Linked DNA regions of Homo sapiens: region 2 is linked to region 1. Evidence: chromatin loops called from intact Hi-C (ENCODE). Cell type or tissue: mammary epithelial cell. All regions are shown on one strand. Region 1 overlaps EPHA3 (EPH receptor A3). Region 2 overlaps EPHA3 (EPH receptor A3).

Region 1 (5,000 bases):
AGGGTTACTTCCTTTCTCTTTTAGGTTTCATTTTTTAAAAATTTTTGAAATTATCAATTAGCCTTAAGGTTTAGTTTGTTAGAAAGGGTTTTGAAAAGCCACTCAAATTGCCAGAAAATGTGAAGGATAGCAAATCTTCAAGGTGTTAGTTCAAATTAGTGGTTGCTAATTAAATGCACTGTTTTATCAAATCACTCTGTACATCTCCTGTGGGTAATTTCAACTGTAGTCCTGACAACATTTGATGTGTTTTATATTTGCATTCACTGTTTTTGATGCTTGCTTTATTTCCTCTTCTTCTACCTCTCTTTCCCTCACTCGTTTTATTCTCTCCTATTTAAATACTGTGCTGTTCAATTAAATATTGATTGATTGATTTACTACACTCAGAATTTTCCAAAGAAGACTGAGTCACAAAGCAAAAATATAATGTCTAATGATAATGAACATAATATCCTCCAAAGGAACCAAAGTATTAGAGGAAAATCCCAAGGGGTGAACTAAATTCATATCTATTTGTACATTTACATTTTTATTTTGGGTTCTACCACTGAAATTTTTATCTTCTTTGTGGATAGTCTTAAAGTGTTGATTACAATTATTCTACTGAACTTTTTCAAGGTGCAGTTCCCCTGGCATGATGATTCTAAAACAAATATTTACTAGGAATAAATGACATTTTAAGGGCTTATAATCAAGAGACATATGTAGCCAATAGATAGATAGATAGTAAATAATTTCAAGTCATTTTTATGTTATTACATCTTCTAAATATAATTTTGATTTCCATGTTGATATTCCTTTATTCCATTTGTGCAAAGATGGAACTAAGGTATAAAGAAATGCTGTTAGCATACGTATAATTACACATACATTATTGTTGAGGAAGGAATTAGAAATAGGAGTCTGGCTGTGGAGTTATATGTCATAGCAAAGATGTACCAACTGTTTTGAAAGAAATTCTTGTTCTGAATTTTTAGTCCTTGGGGAATAATAGCTCCTGTGAATCCATTATTTATTACTGTAGATAGTACACTATCTATGAAGTTTGTGGATTGGAGCAGATATTGTTTAGATGTTTTAGATGCACTGAAAATTATATTATAAAACCTTTTCTGTTTTATTATTAATTCTGAATAATATAATGTATTAACTAAAATAATAATATTTTCAATACTGTTATATAGAATCCTCTATTTTTAAAGCATTTTGAGTCCATAACTTCTATTTGTTGAGCCACAGAAGAAATTTATATTTTATTTTTATGGGTAAAAGAAAAGTGTTTTATATCAGTTACTGCTTATAACTAGCATCTGAATCTTGAGAATAACCTTTTCTATGTGTTTAAAGTCATAATTTTATTGCTTTTATCCATTGTGTATTAAATCATAATAAGGTAGTCAAAGTCAATAAATGTTTGTGGTATAAAAACTAGATGTATATTATATTATTAATGTGGGATGTTTTTCTAAAAGCAAAATGGTACAAACTATATCGCTTATATTTTATAAAAATTTTCATTTTTCTTTTTTTACTTGAATAAAATAATTTCTTTATACCTAATGAACCATTTGAGTAGTGTTATTTGTGTTTCTTGCAATGTTGAATTGTTTCATGTGCATTTTTATGTTTGCCAATGATTCAAGTATTGTGAAATTATATTTGAGATGGAATTTATTTGGAAGACTAATTAATATGTCTTTTTCTAATGTTTTTCCTACTGTTATACTGATCTCTGATATCTCTTATTCCTCCCTCAAAAATCACATGGGAATGGAGTATAGATAGTTATCAGAGAAGGGGTTTTAAACCAGTCTAATTTCTTTAAAAAGGAGGGGAACTTTTATAATTAGTTACCACCATTTGCCTTTATTTTTCATATAATAGGATACTTACTCCATCATCTAATAAGAAATAAATCATGATTCATAGTGAGTCTCTTTATGATCTTTGGTCCAGACCAGTCCAAGGGGAATACAAGCATAAAGTCTGAATCTTCTCTCATCTTTTTCGCTTAGATTGAGGTCACTGTTGGGGCAGAGCAGGGAACTGTGTGGTTAACTGTAGTGAAGACAGCCTTTGAGCCCAATGCTAAGTGTTATGTTCAAATGTTGCCAATATTTTTAAAGTCTGTAAAAAAAAAAAAAAAGATCTTCAAAAAATGTGGACAATGAAATCCTTGTCTAGCTCCTTTTTCGCTTTTTCCTATTAACACATAAAGTCACAAATGCATGTTACCAAGTCAAACATACTCACACTTGTAGATACATGTTCCCAGCAGGGTTTCATTTGTGCTTAGTGCTGCGGTTTGGTGAAAAACCCTCTCATGTGTATAGTTGTTTTCATTTTTGAGCTTGTCACAGCATGAAATCAGTGTCTCACTGAGAGCAGGGTTTTTTTTTTTCAATACCCTGAGACTTAGAGGCTAAGTAATTTAAATGTTTAAATATGCAGAAATACAACTCAAGTGCAGTTCGTATATTCATATCAATTTCTGTTATAAAAGGTTAAAACAAAATGCTGTAATCTGTAGTTGAGGGTGTTTAGAAAACCTGTTCTATTTGTTTCCGTGTTTTTCTACAACAGCATAAATTTCTTCCCTAAAAATCTACAAATGCATAGTGTGCCAATTAAATGATGTCAAAACAGCTCAACATTAATTTTTTTTTCATGAAAGCTTTCTTACCTGCTATACATCTAAGATATCTTAAATAGACCAGGCTTGAATGTGGAAATATTTAGGCATTGTCCTTTATGCAATTCCAAATCTGATTTTTTTTTTAAAGTAAGTTACCCACTATACCATAAACAGAGTCAGAAGTTAGTTTCTCTTGATTTTCAAGTCTGTGTGTATTCAGTTCCCTAAAAAGAAAGATGAAACCATTCTCTTAAATTTATGGTGTGTATATTTACTGACTGGCATGTGACAGGAACACTGGTTAGAAAGCCACAGCATTATGATGCATTGGGTCAAATATTGTTTTGACATTGTGCTTACTTTACAGTAATCAACATATTAAACTGAGGAGCATTTCCTTATATATGCAAAATGCAAAGTATAAGGGCAGCAGTTTAGTAGCGTTATAAGGCCATAGAAGGTTAAGGTTTGCTTGCCTTGTGGTGCAGCTGATAAAACAATTGGACTGTTTCCAAAATTCCTTGACTCCAGCTTTGTCATTTATTTTTCTCTGTCGTTATTTTTTAAGGAAAAAAATAGACTTGTTTCCATGAAACTCTGAGGTGGCAAACCTGTACTTCACATAAAATAAAAACTTTTTTTGTAAGTGAAGTGCATATGGGACTACTCTGGCAAGTTTAGTTTGTGTAATTTGCTAAGACTTGCTTGTATAGGAGGAGCTAAAATAATTTCCAGAGAGTTGGAAAAAAAGAGATTTTGTCACAGCCTTTTGGACAAGATGTTGATAAACCAAGTGACTGATAAACCCCTTTAAATGGGATATTTTCCATACTCCAACACATAGTATGAAAATTTATTTTCATAGTTTTGAAAATGTTTCTTTTTATGTAAACAAAAACACTCATATTGTAATTATGTAATTTGAGTTTGACAGACTTAAGTAATCTCCTAGTTTTATTTAAATGACTTTTGTATTCTACCTGTTTCTTTTATATTGAAGTTTACTTTTTGAGCATTTCAGTGAATTTATTGGTGTTCATTGGTTTTCTGCCTTGTTTTCAAAATTGTAATAGGCATGTTGAAGACCACAGAAGAATTTCTGAGTTAATTTCCAGTTGAGCAAATATGACAGATATATTAAATAAATGAATACTACCATAGAGTTTAATTCTTCTAACTTCTACTGATTTTTTTTCTTACAGCAAAATATATCAGTTATATATTTTGTCACATAGCTCAGTTTTGTACACTGATTAAAATATTTGAGAAGCCAGGCAGACATTCAAATGGACCTGTTTAATAGGTAGTCAATGACAACCTCAGAAGGTGATGCAGCCAAATAAACAGAAAAATAAATAAAAGACAATGTAATGGAGATGGTAGTGGAGAGAGATATACTTAATACTGCGGTGTTTTAAATTTGAGCTTTTGGATTATTAGTGCCATATGCAATCAGTAAGTATGTCATAAATCTTGTCCTTCAGAATTATGAGATATCAAGACCAGCTCCATAATCTGGGGGTATAGGGTATTTTTGAAATACCTTGTTCAAAAACTAACAACTTTAAGATTGTGGCAGCAGATCGTTAAATCTAAGCAGAGAGCCCTAGGAGACGATACAGATTGCATGCTCAGAAAGCTGGCCTGTCAGGCATGCTAATTGAGTGAAAGTCTTCAAAGTAAGAAATGGTTTTCAATTATTTGAATCATTATTCCTTGGCAAAATGCTAGTACCTTTTTTAAGGGTCGCTGGGAAGGTTGATGAAATATTTCATGTAAACGTCTTAGGCAACAGTGAGCACTTTAGATAGCATTTGACCAGTGATAATCATTTTCATCCTTACTTATCTGTTAGCTTTTTTTTTTTACTATGGTTTTCCTCTTATTTGATGACCATACTATCATAAATTTTCCTTTATTTTTCCCCTTTATCCTTCTCTTCTCTTCTTTATGACTTTAATTGGTTTTTTCTCCTTTCATTGAAAAATAAATACTGGTTTTATACCACTCTTTATTTCCTATAACAAGGACAGCTGTACCCAGTGGTGCCACTTTATAGCCCCAACCATGCCTCCATGCTGAGTGTGTCCTTTCATCAGATTTCCTTGACATCTGTAAAAGATCAGTCCGGGAATGTATAATTGCTAATGGTATAGTCTGTACAGTACAGAAAATATGGCTATTCATTGTGGAGAGTAGCCTAGTCACTGAAGTTTAAATACATCAGAGTGTCCTTTAAAAATAAGAGGTAGGAATGCATTGATAGCTTGGTGTAGGAAATTTTATAGTCTGAATAGATTCTCAATTGATTTTCCGTATAGTACACATAGATTTCTATTCACTTTAGTGGAGAATTTACAAA
Region 2 (5,000 bases), 65 kb before region 1:
AGTAACATTCTTTATGTATTGCCTACATTTAACATTCAAACTTTGGTGTGTTCCTTAAGGGTCCGACCATTTTTAATACTTTTCCACAATAAATTTCTTTCTAATGTTAAAATCCTTTCAGAAATTTAAATTTTTTTCGGAAATAAAATATATGCAATTTTTAAATATCAAATAGTTACTTTTGCAAATGATTTTTAAAGGCAAAATATATTTCCAAAATATATTTGATTTACTAATTTCAACACAAATGAAAAAAAAAAGAAGTGTTCTTGAAAGTTACATTTTCCAAGTCATAAGATCTTCAGGAAAATATTAATAAAACTTTCCTCAAATCATCAAACTCGATAAGGTTTTATAGACATTTACTAAAAAAAATCTGTGATCTGGGCTACTTTTTATTTGAATCATTCTTTCAATGATTCGGTTTGGCATAAATACTAGATATAAGGGGAAACGTGTATTTCTTGGAAGAACATTAAGTTTTACAAGTTATTTTCTGTCAAGATCCTCAACTTTATTTTTTAGCCTGCACATTTTTTCTTTAAAATATTTAATAAACCTTGTTCCTTTAATTCCTGTTTGAGAGAAGATTTAGAAGAACAGATGCAGGTGTCTCCTTTTGGGTTCTGTTTTCAGAGATCTGGATTTTATCATCACGGAAGGTCAATAAAGGGCTTTTACCAAGTACACAAGTAGCTTTCCACAGATTTTTTAAATAAAGGGTTGACCAGTAGTGTGAAACATTCATTATATTATTCATCCAGTTATACAGAAAACCAGGATTAGAAATTTACTTCTCAGAAATGTGGAAACCTTAGCTAACTCTTCTGTAACAACTTTAGAAATATTAGTAAAAGCAATATTGTGACATTTATAAAATGCAAAGTCTTCCAAGTCACAAATCAATCCACCTAGGAAGACATCCCTCAGTGTGTTCGGGGTGTGGATACATGTGCGCCACTTGCTTGATTTCATTAAGTCTGTTCCCAGCTGCTTGGTATCAGGTAGTTCTTGGAACCTGGCAGGAGGTTTTCTCCAGGAAAATCTGAAAGTCAGCAAGTTTTAGTTTGCCTCCTACCAGCTTCCTTTGTACAAAAAAAAAAAAAAAAAAAAAAAAAAAAGAGGGGAGGGTGGTCGATTACAAAGAAAAAAGTTTTTGCAGGAGAAAAGAAAATAAAAAAAGTTGATTAGAAAACTGGAGAAGTAGAGAAAAGCAAAGGTTTTAAAGCCAATGTTAATATATAAATCATTTGCTTAAAAGAAAGGCATTTATCACGTAAAACATCTGGCTAATCAATTTTTATTAAATCCCTAAAAACCCCGCACACTTAAAATGGGGTTGAGGTGGGGGGGGGCTGCATTTCTTTGTTTCTCCTCAAGTTTACACACTTTTGATTTTTTCCCAGAAGAAAATATTTCATCCAGGAAAGTTTTAAGAGTGACAGCCAAAAAATGCTAAAATGCTTCCCCCTTTGAATGTCTGGACGAATGCATGTGGAGGGGTGGACAGAATCAAAATCAATTCAGCAAATAAAGCCTCAAATTTGAAGTGATGTTATTAAACTAGAAGCCCTGAGTGTGAACATCCCCCAACCCTTCATTTTCTAAATCATGTCCCGCTGTTCCAGTCAAAGCAAAGGGTGAAAATCCACATAATCCAAACCAACATGGTGAAGTGAGAATAATAGGTGAGGAAGGAGGAGGAAAGCAAGTGGCAGCACTGTACAAACAAACTGTTGTGAATATTCCTCGCCATGGACAGGAGTAGCCACAGGAGGGGATAACTGCCTTTCTTCTTCTTCGCCTTACACTTTCCACATTTGATAATGCAAATTCATTAAATTACAAAAGTGTGTCATGCGAAATTTTAGCACAAAGCAGAGCCGTACGGGTAGAGACAGTAATGTGGCAACAGGGAGATGAGCAAGTGTTCCTTGCTGCCACCACACCCACCATCAGGGTGTCTTAACCACAAACTATTCTCCGCTAGGTCCAGGCTCGTTGGTGCAAAGGGAAAACAACGGTGTCTCTCAACAGTTCACTGCTTGCTCACTCTGCATCAAATTAAAGATGAGATCATAAAAAAACATCTCCGGGTGCGCGTAACGCAGTCTCAGCCCTCTGGAGGCCAGTGGGTTCTTTGTGCACAAGTCTCTCCGCGCCTGGCTGCCCAAGTCAGTTCCCGGAGCGCGACCAGGGTGCCACGGCCTCCGTCCCGAGGTAGGGTGGGTGGGCGAGCGCAGCCTGATGCTCTTTTGCTCCGGGTTTCTGCCCCCGGGCGGACGGTGTAGACTCTGTAGCGAGCGGAGAGCGAAGGTGCAAAGTTAAGCGAACACGAGCGCCAGGAGGAGACTGGAGCGCGCGAGAGGCAAACGTGCGCCCTCTGCCTGCTGCCGCGGATCTGCTGGCACTGGGAGAGCACGGCGTACTCCTTGCCACCTGGACCCTCCTTACCTGGGCGTCAGTAAGACGCCAGAGAGTCCATGCGCCTTGGACGGGCCTGGCAGGTCCTGACCTGAGGAATAGACTTTAATTCAGGATCTACGATCGCCCTGCCGCCTTTCGCATTGCTGTCAGCTAGGCTTTTCAGTTTGATGTCTGGAAGTGGCGTGTCTCTTTTCCATCCATTTTCATGGGTTCACCAGGTGACAGCCAGGGGAAGGAGATATTCTGCAAGGTTCGCTGCCGGATTGAGAAAGCATCTCTTACTGGGTGCGCTTGGTTGAGACTCACAGGAGTTGCCTCATACGCCCTGTTGTGCAGCTTGCTGATTTCTAACCCTATCCCTTTACTATTTCTTCATCTTTTGGGCATTCAACTCTTTTGGTGTCGCTAGACTAAAATGAAGAATATCTTTTTTTTTTTTTAGAAAAATTTTCTTTAAAACTACCTGCTAGTGCCACCTTTAGGCCCCTAGTAATTGCTGAGGGGATGTCAGTAAACTTTTCCCCTGTGCATATTCAAAAGTTGTCTGTGTTCTCCCAAAGCCCGTGTTTGACTGACACCATTTTATTAAAACAGGATTTTTCCTCTTCCAATATTGGGAGTAAACATGGAATGGGCAAGAGAGGGTTTTTGGGAGCTGTGCTATCGAGATAGCTTGGTGGGTGGATGATCCTGATGTTTCTGTGGCTGTGTTAGAACTTCAGTCTTTTTCATAAAAGATGATTTTGTTAAATCCTGTAGACTTCAAGACTAATATATCCTCAGTGCCGTGTTCAACACTGAGAAAATAATTGCTCAGTGCTCTGCTGGCAAATAGATTTTTCCCTTACATTATCATTCACGACTTACTGAACCTCATTTAATCGTTAAAGCAGCCCTAAAATAGGTAACATAATGTTTCCCATTGTTACAACTGAGGAAACTGAGAAAATGGATCATAATAAAGCGGTAACTAAGCCAAGCCCTCTCTCGTCTTTGTCTTTTGATTTTAACCTCATATGTTTTCTCCTAGACACAAATGACTATGAACTAGGGAGGCATCATTGTCAGGAAAAGCACTAGCTTCTCAACCTTAATCCCAGTGACTGTACTAATTTGTCTTCTGACTTTGCAAGGATAATTTAGAAACATTCAGAAATTTGTAGTGAAAAATTGAAGAAAACCATATAAATGAGGGTACTTTGGAACTGTAGTTACACTCATAAGTTATGATTATCTGCGTGTGGGGGGGACCCACTAAGAAACTAAGTTAAAGGAATTTGTTGTGGACAGAAGAGTAGATGAAAATATCTGTGATGACTTTTCTTCACACGTTCTTACCTCTGTGTTCCTTTCCTGACACTCAAACACTCCTTTCATCACCCTGGAAAGAAGATTTTGTCAGGAATTCCATACATACAGATAGTGAGGAAATTGTACAATATAACCAGAGTGTGATTATTTAGGGTTATGTGTAATAAAAATGAAGTGTGAATTAACAATTGGAATTATCTTAAAGGTCAGTAATAGGAGAAAATAGAACATGGTCCAAAAAGTAGACTTTAGTCTCTGTGGAAATTTCCCCCCGTTTAAAATATAATTTTTAAATTGCTTAAGATGAGAAAATAAATTTTAGTGATTTAGCTCTTCTTTCATAAAAGCACTTGTATTCTATTTAACTCCTGCCATTGAGAAAAGGTAGCTAAAACAGGCTTTTGAAAGGTAGCAAATTAAGTTGGGGGCAATTATATTTTTCATGTGGGTATTTTAGCACATATGTTTTGCATTAATTGCTGCAATAAATTCTGTTAACCTGGCAAAGAGCAAAAATAGCATATTGATGACATCAGGCTTCCAAAGCAGAAAGCAGCTTTTAGTATCTTGCTGTCTTCACTGTAACATTAAAAAAAAAAAAAAAAAAAAAACTAATGTGGTGGTTAACCAAAGAGTTAGCCATTCTTTCAAGCTATTGGCATATTTTCCATGAACAAAGTGAAGAATTAGCAACAAACTTTTTCCCCCTTACTTCCAGAGAATTCATGTCAATTACTCATTTTCCTGTTATTTGATTTTTTATATTCATATTTGTTACTCATTTTCCTATTATTTGATTTTTTTATATTTATATTTGGGTTTTCAGAACTCTCTCAAATCAAGGCAAATGTAAACTGACTTTAAAGGCTCCAAACTGAGCTGTCTTCCCTTTTAAGACAAACATCTTGACTGATTACATAGCAGGGCCTCAAAAGGGACTTAAGCAAATAGAGAATTGTGGGTTAATTTTATTACTGAGAAGTTTAGTTGGTCAATATCAAAACTGTTTCTTCTCGATTTTTAATACATTCATTTTGAGAAGGTTAATATAGGTTTTTTCAATTAATAGTTAAGAAAAATAGATGAATAAGATCTAAAGGTCCAGTAAGTGTAAACTGCCTCATGTAAGACTTTAAAATTTTACTTTTTGCCTATGATAAAGTTGATTGATTTCCAATCAACAGGAAATTGTAACATTTCCTATCTACCTCAGACTGACTAAGGGGAACACAGAGCAGCTTGTTAGCAGTTAACATGTATTT

What was found. Hi-C counts contacts between places; a loop is a spot of excess contacts. Peaks named below come from ENCODE experiments on the same cell type or tissue, not always from the same donor. Only the 100,000 strongest peaks of a DNase experiment are listed, where the experiment ranks them.
Region 2: it touches region 1 in a loop (2.1-fold over the local background); 3 of 110 quality-filtered maps call a loop at or near these places.

The regions. Positions count from the first base shown.
Region 1 is chr3:89,177,534-89,182,533 of GRCh38, forward strand. All of the region lies in intron 2 of EPHA3 (EPH receptor A3), which reads left to right. Among named protein-coding and RNA genes, the nearest start is that of EPHA3, 72 kb to the left of the region's middle. In mammary epithelial cell, no CTCF peak of the experiment used is centred here; a DNase peak (open chromatin) is centred at 2,298; H3K27ac peaks cover 1,315 bases.
Region 2 is chr3:89,112,393-89,117,392 of GRCh38, forward strand. The region is part of intron 1 of EPHA3 (EPH receptor A3); the gene reads left to right. Among named protein-coding and RNA genes, the nearest start is that of EPHA3, 7.3 kb to the left of the region's middle. RefSeq lists a silencer at 2,292-2,401. In mammary epithelial cell, a CTCF peak has its summit at 2,381; DNase peaks (open chromatin) are centred at 2,039 and 2,349; H3K4me3 peaks cover 974 bases; H3K27me3 peaks cover 172 bases.